Linked DNA regions of Homo sapiens: region 2 is linked to region 1. A link is a loop called in an ENCODE intact Hi-C map of the cell type or tissue named here. Cell type or tissue: IMR-90. All regions are shown on one strand.

The links. Hi-C counts contacts between places; a loop is a spot of excess contacts. Peaks named below come from ENCODE experiments on the same cell type or tissue, not always from the same donor. Only the 100,000 strongest peaks of a DNase experiment are listed, where the experiment ranks them.
Region 2: it touches region 1 in a loop (2.5-fold over the local background); 3 of 110 quality-filtered maps call a loop at or near these places.

Annotation. Positions count from the first base shown.
Region 1 is chr10:96,953,455-96,961,454 of GRCh38, reverse strand. All of the region lies in intron 7 of LCOR (ligand dependent nuclear receptor corepressor), which reads right to left. Among named protein-coding and RNA genes, the nearest start is that of LCOR, 130 kb to the right of the region's middle. In IMR-90, no CTCF peak of the experiment used is centred here; no DNase peak of the experiment used is centred here.
Region 2 is chr10:96,836,605-96,844,604 of GRCh38, reverse strand. All of the region lies in intron 2 of LCOR (ligand dependent nuclear receptor corepressor), which reads right to left. Among named protein-coding and RNA genes, the nearest start is that of LCOR, 8.3 kb to the right of the region's middle. RefSeq lists enhancers at 1,262-1,761, 3,359-3,653, 4,296-4,795, 6,833-7,333. In IMR-90, no CTCF peak of the experiment used is centred here; a DNase peak (open chromatin) is centred at 3,514; H3K27ac peaks cover 319 bases.

The sequences.
Region 1 (8,000 bases):
AGTGTTGATCATCTTGAGCATGTTCAATGACAGTTCAAGATGGGGTAAAAGAGTTCATTTCCACATTCAAATAATAGAGATTAAATATTATAATAATATTTGCTATATCCAATAAATCTATGATTAACTAAAAGTGCTTGCTTTTTAGCTTTTCTTGATACAGCTCTAAATGAACTGGAAACCATAAAATTACCCCCCAAACGGTTGCAGAATTAGCTCATGTTCTATTGTCAAATCAACATTAATTAGCCTCGATTCTCATTTTTAAACAATGTAAAAGATTTTTCTATCAAATCAAGATGGCCTAACTTCACCACATTATCTTGTGACTCATTTTTAGTATTATAGGGCAGAATTTTTAGCCTCTTCTCAGAAGTCTACATGCTTTTTCCATCCTACTCCACCCTCCCCACCCCAATCTCCTTCCTAACACTTAGAGTTTATAGCTACAGTGTTGTGTTACAGGGCTAATGTCTGCTTCTTTAAAAGGTGACTGCAAGATTATTCAGGAATGAGGGTACACAAATAATGTCCTCTATTTTTCTTTCCATCACCATGTTCACAAATCCTATTCAAGTCTCCAGTACAGAATTAAACCAAAATAAACTGAGAAGAAAGAGCCTGGAGATCTGTCTTCTTTGTACCACAATTATACTTTTTTCCTTTTCAGATTTTGAAAGCAATTAATTTGAAAAAAAATCCCTAGATAGCTTAATAGTCTCCTAAACGGGCTGTTCTGCTGAAGCCATCAAGTTTTTAGTAATGCTAGCCTGACCAAAGCATTAATGAAGACCAAATTCTAATTAAAGGTAACAAGGAAAACAATCTTTGATATCTTCAAGAAGGCCAAAATTTAACCTATAACTTTCAATATCTCCTAAAAAACATAAAGTGGAGCACAATTCTGTCTATTGCCATATTCTATCACCAATGACAGCAACCTGAATATACAGAAAAGAGTGATTAATATGAAAACAACCTCTGGCATTTAATGAAAGGATTATAAAAGCAAAAATACATGTCTCAAAAGGAAATCTACAAAGATAAAAGCTGTTAAAGAAAATGATGCCAATCTCTCATATAACTGTTAAACTACTCAAAATATTTTCAACTTCTGACATCGAGCTGACTCAATTTGTCTTATGAAAATAAATGAATCCATGCTTCACTATTATGGGTCAATGAGATGTAAGAGAATCACAAAGGCTTAGAACCAGGCCTGGCACTGTGTGCTTACTTGGGGGTAGGGGGAGAACAGATAGCTCACTAGCAGCTCAAAGGTTGCTATGTACTGCCTAACGACAGAAGGTAGTTATGATATTGGTGTTAACAGGTAGTTGTTTTTAGTCTAATTTAGAGTTCTCTCCAAAACTTGGGAACTAAACTTCTCATTGTGCCTTTTATAGTTTTACCATCTGATCCCACATAGCTCATATTATAGCTAAGGTAAATGTTGGGGAAAAGAAATGCCAATTGGTTGAGGTAATGGTTTATATAAGATAACCAGAGTTCTAAAAGCACTTCGATATTGTAAAGTAAAAGTGTACCAAATAAAGCTAATACACACTTCACACTTGTTGAGCTTGCTCACCAGAACTGAACAGTAATTAACTTCACATAAGGACCCCTATTATCACACAAAGCCTTACTCATATTCATGATCTGCTGCAGCAAAGGTTTATCAAGCAACATCTAAACTTCAGAACAACAAACTTAATATTAAAAAGTATTATACACAAATATAAATTATTTTTCCTGAAAGAGTGACCTTGTCCTTCATGGTATTTGGGGAACAGAAAAAAAGTGTATAGCTCATCACAAACATAATTCAGAGTCACTTATAAGCCCACTGAACAAAGTAATATACTACATTACCATCAAGCTGGATGACTATGCTGTCTCAGAAATGAGAAAGCTAAAGATAAAAATACCAACTAGATATCCTTCCACAGAATTAGTGTTTTTGATTTTATAGTGCCATAGCTTATCTACCCTATAACATCAAGGTCTCTGAAAATGCAAAAAATTATTTTAAATACATTATTTCCTATCAATAGTTCCAAGAGTGTTATATATTAATAATTTAAGTAATGTTATCTGCCTACTGGAAAATGTGAGGAAAAACGGCTTTCGTGACAAAGACAGTTGTGAACTACACTTTCCCATACCATAAAAATGGTCAACTGTTGTTTGGGCCATGCAAAACTCTGATTAGCAGAAATTAAGCATGCTAATAGACCAATCTCTATTACACATTGTGAGGACATCCCCAAACTAGAATATCTACACTGAAAGTGCCAATACAGAATAGTGGCAAATCAAGAGAGAAATCAAATATTAAGGAATCACTGCGGCACCAAGACTGCCACCAGCCGTGTGATGAGCCACCTCCGAGAAATACATGGTATAATGGAACTCTGAACACAAAATTTAACATTAAAAGTGCACCTGAATATTACAAACTAACTTTACAAAACCTATAATAAGGTAAAATATATATCTTTTGAAATATTCCAGCAGCTTTTTGTTTTTTTTTTTTTTTTTTTTTAAGTTTTTCTTTTTTGAGAGGCTCATGAAATTCAAAAGGGACCACTAGCTAATTTCAACCATGCTTCACAAAACAATAATGGCTATTTTATATTGCAGTTACCAATGTAATGCAATTAGTGCTTTAAAATAATCTACACTCAAAAAAAGAGAGAGAAAGAGAGAGACCTTTGGAGGAAATATGCTTATTCAAAAGCTTCTTGGAAAAGAAAATTTACCTGAATATCAAGTCATGACTGATCTCAAGTGTAATGTTTAAAAGCTTCACAGACATGAATATTACAATCTTCAGGTCTCAGGACTTTTAATCTGAGAAAGTTTAGAGTTTGGTTTGTTTTTTAAATTCACTTTCTAACCAAAACAAATAATAGAAGTACTCAAATTTTCACTATTTACAACTCTCAGCCTACAATCTGAAATGACACAATACAAGTTCTCTTAAACTGCAGCATTAAAGGGTAGGCACACCATTCTTCTGCTGCTCGATTGTCATCCACTGAAACACACATAGAAAATATTTATGTTAGTAAAATGATCACTCCATGTACACTACAATGACAAAATTTACATAACTCAACTCATACATCACTTATATAGACTACCACATAGGATTAAACCTCTCTGAACAATAAACTCTACAAAAGTTGAACTTTTAGGGCCAGATTTTTAATGGGCCTTTAGTGATGTCTTTCTGAGAGGGGATAAAAGCAAGCACAAATTAATTTTCTCAAAGGACCTTTTTGTAGCAATCCTGGGCTACTGAATATCCCAAACATTACGCAAAAAGGTACTATGGCTGCAATTAATTGTGTGCTGACAAATTCTTGAGTGTGTAACAAAGGAGGCATTCCTTCATAAGCTTAGCCCTTTGCTTTCAGCAAACTTTCTATGATTTCCTTCAATTACAGATGAAAACCATATATTTCATAAGGAATTTTTATTGCAACTTCCAGCTAGGTGACAAAATATTGTAGAATCATAAAATGCTATTGAACCCAAACTGTTTTTTCTGTTAAGAAGTCTAGAAAGCTAAGAGGAAACAGGCTCAGTTATCCACTGATTAAACTGCTACACAAAATAACCAAAACAAGAGGAACCCACACCCAAGCTATGTCAAGAATGAGCAGTGCATGTATTTTAGTAACAGCAATGGTGTGCCTAACCTTTGAACACACAGGTTGCTGAGGGAAAACTTAACCTAATTTAATTAATTGCTCCAAAGTTTCCAGGCAAGAATTTATGCCTTGGAAATATCTGGACCTCCCCTCAAACTGTTAGTATCCATCTGAAATCAATCTAACCAACCCTCCAATTTTAATTTTATTTTACACTGAAACTCCAATAATGTTTGTTTTTGGTTAAGCATTTAGAAGGGCCTGACCACCTTTCTCAGCAGATTAGAATATACAGTACATGTGGTGTGGAATTTGTTTTGCACAAATAGTAATTTTAATCTGATCACAATGAAAAATTAAATTCCATGGGCTTTGCTTATTCTTGCAAAAACCGCAGAAAATAAACTTCCCTTATTATAATTTTAAAAGCCCATCTCAGAAAAAGCTTAGATATTCTTCAAGGAGTGCTTATACAAACATGATCTCAAAGGTCCTGAACTGTGTGCTAAACAACCATGAATATCAGCTAATTATCAGAAAAAGTCAAGAAGGGGGGTATTATGTAGGATGCCAAAAACAGAAAAAAATTCTAACCAACAAAATTAAATAAAAACTTAAAAAAAAAACCCAACACCTCTCCCTCCCCCTTCTACTAGTATTTGGATCAGTTAAAAAAGGAATTCCAATGAGCTTGACTTCTGATTGAATTGTTAGAACTGATATGCATCCTAAATCATATCGGGTTACCTTGGGGTTTTTTTCTCTCACTACAAACATGGATCCTTCATTAATGTGGACACTGGGCAGACTACTGAGGCTGTAAAATCTAAGTATCACTTTTGCAATATCATAATTACTTATACACATTTCTTTCCCTATTTCTCCCATCCCCAATAAAGAGATCTTGAATATCTTAGTCTAGTTGCTGCAATGATATTCAGTTAGCACATCAATTCTGTAAAAGGACTGAAGAATACAAAGAAACCTAGTTTGCTAAAATGAGGCATCCTCCATTGTTTTATGTAATGTACCCTGACTGCTCCTGAGTAAATACGGAGCTCGTCCTCCATGAGATAAGGCTATATCCTCACTTGTTGGTGAGACCAAATTCTACCCTTAGAAAATCTCAAATGAAATTACAGCAAAGGTAGTGTTCAAAGTAATTAACTGAAGCATTTCTGAAGGTAGTGTGTGCACATTTTCCACCACCTTCCCCTCTGGGTGAGCACTAATAGCTTGCTAATTTAAATAAATTTAATAGTGAGAAGAAAATTATAAAATGTAACTATAAATGACCCAATAATTATGTCAGTGAATAACCAAATTTCTCAAAGTCAAAGGTTCATTGTTCTTCTTAGTTTTTTCTTTAGTTTAATCCTTCGATTAGTTGAATCGTAGATGAAAAATGTGAATAATTTTGTATAAGATGGCTTTCCAATTTGCAGTGATAAAGCTCCCAGTATGACAGACGTAGTTTCTAAAAGGGGGCTTTGTTTCCTCTTCTTTTTTAAAAAGTAAAAACAAATATAACTTAAGAAAAAACAACAACAACAAAAAAAAACAAAAAAGCATGCAGGCTCTACAGGCAAGGAGTCCACTTCCATGTATCTGTTCTCTGTGAGGTAACTCAATTCTCTTTTGTAGAGAAACATGCAAAAGGCCAAACATATTCCGAGCCATACTGCACATGAAAAATTTAAAATATGCAACATTCAGAATGCACATTTCATCTCTGTACACACAAGTCAATGCAAAATCTGCAAAGAAGCAAGTGTCACAGTAAATGAAATTACGTGCAAGCAATGATAGCTGAACAATGATGCAGTAGTGCTCACCCAGTTTGTACAGTAATTGGCACTCTACAGTATTCCTACTCGTTTTTTGATTCATTTGCACTTTGTGCTGCCTCTCCCTGGGGATCTAATTCAATCTTTACAGAAACATCTGGCCCCTCCGACCTCATTAATTTCATCTTTTTCTTTGGAGGGTTTTTCAAAGTGCCCAGCCTCTCCTTTACTTTGTACTCCAGTGTACTGTGGGGAATCCCATAAATACTCTGAGCTTTGGAAACACTCATTTTTCCACTCATAACCACTGAGATTGCTTCCTCCAGTATCTCACTGTTGTACTGTCTGTAACGCCCTCTTTTCTTCCGAGGCTGCTTGGAGCCAGGGTCTCCTTCTTGATCCGATGTGGGATATGGCTGTCCAGAGGTAGACTGCTCAGCATCTGAGCCCCAAGAATCGGGTCCAGCATCTAACATGCTTTTTCTACTTTGTTTTGGAAGAATAGCCCTTAATTTTTTACTAAGCGCGCTCTCCGTTTGTGAACCCATTACCAAAGAGCTATAGCTGTACTGATCACCAGTGCGAGACTCCCAAGAAAGATCCATTCCTCGAACTTGTGGTATCTTTAAATCTACAGGAGATGAATGGCTCACATCCTTTTTTCCATCTTGTTTTGCTTGAAGTGCCATTTTTGGAAAGGCAGAGTTTTCTGCAAGAAAAGGAAGGTCACTGATGTTGCTGAGTGCACCATTTCCCCTGAACTTCATACGGCTGAGGTTGAACTCGTAATGTGGTTTTGCCCAAGAGGCTTCCCTGGATAATATTAAGTGTTGTCCATGATTCTGTAATCCAGATGGCCCAAGGCTGGCAGCTGTGGACAATTGGTTTCTGCTCAGTAGTTCTTCACTAATCTGCAGGGATCGAGCCAGTGGAACTTTGAGTGATGTGGAGTGTCCAAAACCTTCCCTGGTTCCATCCTGTAAGCTTCTTGGAGGTACCCCATCACCACTCCGAAGTCCGTCTGGGCGGTACTGGCTGGGTCTCCCAGGTCGCCTAATTGGATGGAAGGAAACTGATGTGAGCAGGACTTGCACAGGTAGGGAGGGATGGGTGAGGGGACCACTCCTTTATTAGAAGGCCTTGCTTGGGTAACATCACTTTGTGTTATTTATTTATTTTTCTCTAAAATTAAAAAAAAAATGGTCTCAGCAGTTAGTTTTAAAACTTGTTCACAAAAAAAGGAAAAAGGAAAAAGAAAAAAAATCAGGAGCTTTTTGGGCAAAGAAAAATTAAACCTGTCAGCCGGTCTCTGGTTGGGTTCACAAATTTTCGGAGAAAAAGTTTCGCGCAACTGTCTGAAAATAGCATCTTAATTATTAATTACAAAGTAATCATCAGTCTCCATAGATCTACACAGAATTGTGTTGCCAATGTGACGTTACCACTAAACAAGTACAGTAATAAAAGAGTAAGCCAAATTATTTATTTTAATTCAATGTATTCAACATTCATGACAACTAGTGTTAAAACTGAAACCATATACATTACTGGAACCCATAAATAATTGCTCATTTATCCCACAAACAAGTTGATATTCATCATCAAAAATCAAACAATTCCAAGTAACATTTCTTATTTTGCTTGGGGGGCGGGGGGGAATACATATATATGGCTAACAGCCCCAAGGGAGAAAAAAAAATTCCCAAATAAACCAAACCAAAAGACCCACTGCATTATAACTTACCACACGTCTTCATTTTAAAACACTACTAGTTGCAGATACATGAGTATCATGATTTTCCATTTGAAATAATCCAAGCTTAAAAGAAATTACTCTTTATTTACCCCTTAAGTTCTACTCAAAGTAATTACTGTCAGAGGGATATAAACAATTTTTTAGCAGTTTTCTCTGGCTTAAAAAAAACTTCCCTTCTTGAAATACCAAACACCTATTTTGAAATTTCAAATGGACGGCTTTCAAACAATGTTTAAAAAGTCAACTACTTAGACAAAGTTAATTTGTAAGGTTTTGACTTTCACAATAAGAAAGATTATCAATATTAAGACTGACATGTGGCAAAACATGCCCAAGGGGATGATTACATTAATTAGGCACAAAATAGGGCTTTGCAGAAATGATAAACCAGTTATGTTCTACAAAACTCTATGGGGACTACTATCATCAGTAACACAATAAGGATAACACTGAATATTCAACTAAAAGATGGGCAATCCTATTGGTGCATTTTTCTTCCATAAAACAAAACCAGTAGAAAACACTTTCCATTCAGAGGGATAAACACAGCAACTTCAACCATATAATACATGAACCTGGTAGCCAAGTTTACAGAGAATCTTAAGCAAAGGATTTGTTTATGCAAACTGCACATGGACTTCTACAGGTGTCCTTAATTACACAACTCAAGTGTTTTTTGTTTTGTTTTGTTTTGTTTTGGAGACAAGGTCTGGCTCTGTCACCCAGGCTTGAGTGCAGTGTTGTGATCATGGCTCACTGCAGCTGTGACCTTCTGGGCTCAAGCGATCGTCCCAC
Region 2 (8,000 bases), 120 kb after region 1:
AAAAGGAAACACAAATAGGACTGTGACAGCTGAAGAGAAGGAGGCAAGGTATTCTAGTCAAAGCCAGAGAACAGAAAATGAATAGAATAAACTCCTGTTTATGGTAAGATTATGGGTAGAGAAACCAAAATACCTTAATGTAACATAAAGCACATAAGCAATCAGTAATTAGAAACAAAGACGGGCAACTTAATGGAAATTCTAAAAGAAGGGCATATGCATAATGCTGAAGATTGAAGAAAACTGGGTAACAAAGCAAGACCCCGTCTTTACAAAAAATAAAAATATTAGCCAGGCACCATGGAGTATACCCATAGTCCCAGCTACTAGGGAGGCTAAGGCAGGAGGATCAGTTGAGTCCAGGAGTCGGAGGCTGCACTGAGTTAGGATCATGCCACTGCACTCCAAGCCTGGGTGACACAGTGACCCCTGTCTTGGGGTGTGTGGGGGTACAGGAGGGGAGGGAGGGAGGGAAGGAAGGGAGGGAGGGGGGAAGGAAGGGAGGGAGGGAGGGTGGGAAGGTAGGTAGGTTAAAGAGCATAAAATTTTGATTTCCAATCCCAGGTCTACCACATTTTAGCTGAGTGATTACGAATCAAATCTGTAATCTCCCTAAATCTGTTTCCCCGCCTGTAAAACAGATGTTAACAACATCAAAGGTCTCTTGTCTGTCACACAGTAAATGCTCAACATATGGTAGCTTTTAAGAAACATTACAAGTAAACAAAACAGAAGCAAAAACTTCTCCATATTTAAATGTCTTATTTATTTCTTTAAACTTATGAACCACTTGATGGGGATGCGAGGTGGGAAAAGGAAGATGGTGCCATACAAAAGGATACAACCAAGATTCAATACTAAATATGGTGTCTGGAATTTGCTCCAAAATAATTCAGTTAGGGATGAAACAAGAATAGCCATTAGTTGATGTAGCTGGGTGTTTGTTCACTGTACTATTCTACTTTTCTGTATGTTTGAAGTTTTCCAAACTAAAAGATTTATTTTAAATTCCTTTCCCTTTAAATGATATGGCTGGACAAGAAAACAAGTTACGTCATCCTTTCTAGCTTTGATAAATACTGAATCGAAAAAAAGGTAAAAGAGAACAGGATAATATCCAGTGGGCAGATATAAGGGTAAATACCTACAAACAACCTAGAAAATACGCTTGCATTGGGCCAAAGACACTTATGCCTGTAATCCCAGCACTTTGGGAGGCTGAGGCAGGAGGACCACTTGAGGCCAGGGGATCGAGACAAGCCTGGGCTACATAGCAAGACCTCATCTCTACCAAAAACAAAACAAAACAAAAACTAGCCAGGCATGATGAAACATGCTGCATTCCCAGATACTCCAGGGGCTGAGGCAGGAGGATCACTTTGACCCCAGGAGTTTGAGTTTACAGTGAGCTATGATCATGCCGCTGCATTCCAGCCAGGGAGACAGAACCAGACCTTGTCTCCAAAAAAACAAACAAAACATGCTTGCATTGACTGGAAGGAAGAGGAGTAGCCAGGTAAAAGTTCACAAATATCCATGCAATGGCAACAATAAAAAAACGTGAAAAACAAGAGATCATCAAACTGAATCTGTGCATGACTCAATTTAACAAATTCAACATTCGCTTCCTCTACATACAATGTATACTTATTTCAAAAATTTGTATAAACTAGGGGCGGGCCATGATGGCTCACACCTGTAATCCCAGCAATTTGGGGGGCCAAGGTGGGTGGATCACTCACAGTCAGGAGTTCAAGACCAGCCTGGCCAACATGGTAAAACCCCTCTCTACCAAAAAAAACAAGAACTAGTGGGCTGTGGTGGCATATGCCTGTAATCCCGGCTACTCGGAAGGCTGAGGCAGAAGAATCACTTGAACCTGGGAGGAAAAGGATGCAGTGAGCCGAGATCACACCACTGCACTCCAGCCTGGGTGACGGAGCCAGACTCAGTCTCAAAAAAAAAAAAAAAAGAAAAGAAAAGAAAAAAAAGCAAGCTTTTTAGAAAATTTTTGTATCAACTGATCATTCTAAACGTACCAGAGGAGCCTGTTACTATATTAAATCAGATATGAATTATGTTGTAAAGTGAAACAGATGTCTTTGTGGTAAATTCACATTTTCACATGTGGAATTTTCTTTTATCAAGTAGGATACATTCTATAGATCCCTTTAGTTTCTCTTTCCTATTTATGTATGTATGTATGTATTTTGAGATTGAGCCTTGATCTGTCACCAGGCTGGAGTGCAGAGGCGCAATCTCGGCTCACTGCAACTCCACCTCCCGGGTTCAAGCGATTCTCCTGCCTCAGCCTCCCAAGCAGCTGGGGCTACAGGTGCATGCCACCACACCCGGCTAATTTTTGTATTTTTAGTAAAGATGGGGGTTTCACCATGTTGGCCAGGACGGTCTCGATCTCTTGACCTCGTGATCCACCCGCCTCGGCCTCCCAAAGTGCTGGGATTACAGGCATGAGCCACTGTGCCTGGCCTCTCTTTCCCTTTATACTGTGAGTTTAGGAAAGGTAAAGCATGCTTTTACCTTCTGCAAAACTCTAAAAAATCACGTACTAAGAGAACTATACACAATAATCATTTTTTGATAATGATAAAATGATTCAGATTTTATGAAAAATAAGCTAATCATGAGATCAAAAACAACAGTCACAGACTATCTAGTATTATGAGTAAAAATAATAATGCTCTGGCCGGGTGGAGTGGCTCATGCCTGTAATCCCAGCACTTTGGGACGTTGAGGTGGGAGGACTGCTTGAGTCCAGGAGCTCGAGACCAGCCTGGGCAGCATAATGAGACCTCATCTCTATATTTTTTTATTATTTATTTATTTATTTATTTTTTAAAACAACAGGCTTTCCAATAATAGCAATTATCATGGGAAATAATACTGGTGTTCACAACATCTTCTAATCCAAAAAGAAAGTCTTGGCCAGGCGCGGTGGCTCATGTCTGTAATCCCAACACTTTGGGAGGCCAAGGTGGGCAGATCACTTGAGGTCAGGAGTTCGAGACCAGCCTGGCCAACATGGTGAAACCCCGTCTCTACTAAAAATACAAAAATTAGCCGGGCATGGTGGCACACACCTCTAATCCCAGCTACTCGGGAGGCTAAGGCAAGATAATTGCTTCAGCCTGGGAGATGGAGGTTGCAGTGGGCCGAGATTGTGCCACTGCACTCCAGCCTGGCTGACACAGCAAGACTGTCTCAAAAAAAAAAAAAAAAAAGTGTAAGTTTTCTAGAAAGTATTAAATGTGTCATGCAGATATATAAGATGGTGATACCATTAATACATTTTCTGATACTTTCTGCTTTCTGTTATTTTAAAGAGTTAATTATTCATCTAGATTACTGCACATTTAAAAAATTCTTGTGAGACAACTATATGTTTCTAAGTAATCCCCTTCACCTCTGTAAACAACTGTGATGAACTTCTCTTTTTTCCTGAGACAGGGTCTCACTCTGTCCCTCAGGCTAGAGTACAGTGATGCAATCATGACTCACTGCATCCTCGACCTCCTGGGCTCAAGCGATCCTCCCACCTCAGCCTTCCGAGTAGCTGGGACTACAGGTACACAAAACCACACACAGCTAAAGCTAATTTTTGTATTTTGTGTGGAGACAAGGTTTCACCATGTTGCCCAGGCTTGTCTCCAACTCCTGGGCTCAAGCGACTTGCCTGCCTCAGCCTTCCAGTGTGCTGGAATTACAGGCGTGAGCCACCTGGCCTGTGATGGACTAATTTTCAATGATTCAGAAGTTATAACAAACGCTGCTTTACTTCAAATGGTATTGTTATAATAGTTTTTAATACAATTGTAAGGCACAACTGAGTAAAATTTATTTTTTGTCTTTAAGCTCTAGAAAACATTTAAAGTCTAAAGAAAAGTCCCTTTAGACAGGTCTAGACCAGGAGCAGTGGCTCATGCCTGTAATCCCAGACCCCATCTCTATTTTTCTTTAATCTAAATTTTAAAAAATATATAGAGAGGAAATTTTAAAATAGACATGTCTGAAGCATATTAATTTCTAGTCTCCCAATACCAAATTTGAAACGTTAGTCTAAACCCTAGTTACAGCCATCATTTTTTTCTTTTAGCAAACCCTGACGTATCCTGCTCTTATACTAACAAATGCACATTACACATGACAGGATCCTTCTATTACCCTCAATTATAAGAACTTCATTATAGTAAAGATACAACAAATACTAGTTTTTACTATGTAAAATTCACTGGCTTGCACAATAATGAATTCAGAAAAATGATTAAGTGATATGCTAAAAGAATCTACAACTCTCTTTATCAAAAAGTAGATTAAAACATGAAACAAAGGAATAAAAAGAAGACCAAAAATCATTAGAAGATGCCACTCATTACTACACAGCTTTCCTAACTTGACCCTCACAATCCATTAAGCAAAAGATTCTTAAATTCGGCCATCTACCCCATAAGATACTTAGTTTCATCCTTAAGACATCATTATACCTGACACTTTGTAACAGACCAAACCTAACCAATTCAAAAATCAGAGAAACCAAGAATCAACGAAATTCAAACAAACACTTTAAAAACAGTATATTTAACTTAGCACCAGGAAACAAAATATAAACCAGGGGTGGTGGCTCACACCTGTAATCCCAGCACTCTGGGAGGCCAAGAGAGGCGGAACGTCAGGAGTTTGAGACCAGCCTGGCCAAAAGGGTGAAACCCTGTCTTTCCTAAAACTACAAAAAAATTAGCTGGGTATGGTGCCACCCGCCTGTAATACCAGCAACTAGGGAGGCTGAGGCAGGAGAATTACTTGAACCTGGAAGACAGAGGTTGCAATAAGCCATGATCACGCCACTGCAGTCCAACCTGGGCAACAGAGCCAGACTTCGTCTCAAAAAAAAAAAGCAAGAAAAAATATATTGTATAACTTGTCAGATGTCTGGGTTTTTATAAAATGCAAACAAAAAAAATGTAATCTTAAATTTCAAAAATACTGCTAGTGAGATTCCTCTCACTACCCAAATTCTCACTAAACTCAGAAATGGAACAGATTCATTCAAAACATTTGTGACAGGGCAATATAGAGCAAAGGTGTCCTTCTCTATCCAAACTCTTGCAAATGGAGTTGTAATCCCATAGTACTGGGATTACAGGTGTGAGACACCGCACCTGGCTTTTCTTGAGAATTCTATTTCGTTCTATTACTACGCTCCTTATTCTCTTCATAAGGTATCCTGCAGTTTAGCTTTTGTTACAGTGTATCTGGTCATGTATTGATCTGTATTTGTTCTTAAATGGGGAGTATGAGAAAAAATATCTGCAAAGCATACACTGTAAGTATATCCAGAATATATACACAATTCTTACAATTCAACAATAAATAATAACCCAATTTTAAAAATGGGCAAGGGATCTGAATAAATGTATCTCCAAAGGTATGCAAATGGCCAACAAGCACATGAAAAGATGCTTAACACACTGTTAGGAAAATGCAAATCAAAACCACAATGAAATATAACTTGTCTTATTTTTTTGTATTTATTTCTTGTTTTTTTGAAATACGACTTCATACCCACTAAAATAGCTATTATATAATCAAAACAGATAACAACAAGTGTTGGAGTGGATGTGGATAAACGGAACTGTCATACAGTACTGATGGGAATGTAAAATACCGTAGCCACTTTAGGAAACAATTTGGCAGTTCCTACGAAATTAAAACAGTTACCACATGACCCAGTAATTCCATCCTAGGTACATACTCAAGTGAACTAAAAACAAATGTCCACACAAAAACTTGTACACAAATATTCAGAGAAGCATCATCCATAATAGCCCCGAAGTGGAAACAACCCAAATATCCATCAACTGATTAACGGATAAACAAAATGTGGTATGTCCACACAATGCAGTGTTATTTAGCCATAAAAGAAACAAAGTGCTGATAATGCTACAACATGAATGAATCTTAAAAACATTATGCTAAGTGAAAGAAGCCAGGCACAAAAAGCCATATATTGTATGACTCCAATTACATGCTATGTCCAGAATAGACAAATCCACAGAAACAGAAAACAAATTATAGTAGCTGCCAAGAGCTGGATCATAGGAAGAACGGAATGTGGAACTGCCTATGGATGTGGGGTTTCTTTTTTAGGAAATAAAAATGTTTTGAGGGTGGGTGTGGTGGCGCACACCTGTAATCCCAGGACTTTGGGAGACTGAGGCAGGAGGATCACTTGAGCCCAGGAGTTCAAGACCAGCCTGGGCAACATGGCAGGACCCCACTGCTGAGAAAAAATAAAAATAAAATGTTCTGGAATTAGACAGTGATGATATATGTACAACCTTGTATTTGAAATAACTGAAACCCACTAAGTTGTTATGGTATGTAAATTATATCTCACTTAAAAAGTGAAAAAAAATTCAAGGTATGGACCACTGTACTTGGGATACTTGCTGAATACAAGAATGGTCAATAAAATGAGCTAATGGTTTATATTGGATTTTTACCCCCAGAGCAATGTGCAAGTGTATAGAATAGTAAAAGGAATTTAAAAATAAACACAGATAGACTAGAAAATAATTTATACAGTAGTGATGTTGAGTTTTTCATTTGAAACTATGAAAAGTAACAGCTTTGCTTATTTGCATCTATCCAATATCACAAACTGAGATTCCACACAACAGATGGACAGACTTACGGGAAATATGAATTAAGAGAGAGGTTCAGAGGCACATCGAAACAAATCAAGCCCCTCTACTGAGCTTTCCGAGCTAGACTGCAAGCCAGGGAAGAAAGCCAATCCCATTATTTAACATATACCTTTAATTGCCACATTTCACAGCAAATACTTTTTGACTCTTTCCAAATACCAACTCCAACTTCCAAGGATGATAATCTGTCAATCCTAAAGGTATTCCAAAAATAGGTCTGTAACAGCAATGGAAGGCATAACCTCCAAATGAGCTTGCTTAGAAGATAATACTCTTGTGGATGATAATATTGTCCCTGTAAAGGTGGTTTAAAAAAGAATCTGTCGGCCGGGCACGGTGGCTCACGCCTGTAATCCCAGCACTTTGGGAGGCCGAGGTGGTGGATCACGAGGTCAGGAGTTCAAGACCAGCCTGGCCAAGATGCTGAACCCTCATCTCTACTAAAAATACAAAAAAATTAGCTGGGCGTGGTGGCACGAGCCTGTAATCCCAGCTATTTGGGAGGCTGAGGCACAGAATTTCTTAAACCTGGGAGGTGGAGGTTGCAGTGAGCCAAGATCACGCCACTGCACTCCAGCCTGGGCATACATAGAGGGACGCAGTGGCTCATGCCTGTAATCCCAGCACTTTGGGAGGCCAAGGCGGGCAGATCACGAGGTCAGCAGATCAAGACCATCCTGGCTAACACGGTGAAACCCCGTCTCTACTAAAAAGACAAAAAATTAGCCGAGCGTGGTGGCGGGCACCTGTAGTCCCAGCTACTCGGAGGCTGAGGCAGGAGAATGGCTTGAACCCAGGAGGCGGAACTTGCAGTGAGCTGAAATGGTGCCACTGCACTCCAGCCTAGGCGACAGAGCGAGACTCCGTCTCAAAAAAAAAAAAAAAAGAATCTGTGTCATTTTTGTAGAGTTCCACAATGAAATCCTTAACTAAAGCTACCATTCCTCCCCTGAGCTAAGGAAAGAAACGTGTTGCAAACTGCAAGTTGCCTAACAAAAAGTCTCCACTTTCTAACCTGCATTAGAAAATCCTACAACCTACCTTTGCAAACCTATCATGTGTATATCCCTTACACTAATCATGAACTGCAGTTTAAATTGACAAGTCATTGCTGTCCTTCTCCACTTTTGCTCATGCCATTTCTCATGAATGGAATGCCTTTTCCATCAGAACGAAGCAAAAATCCACCACCTTCTTCACGAAATCGTCCATCAACTCGGGAGAGATTTCACTTCTAAACACCCCTAGCATTTGCTTGCACCATCATATGACACA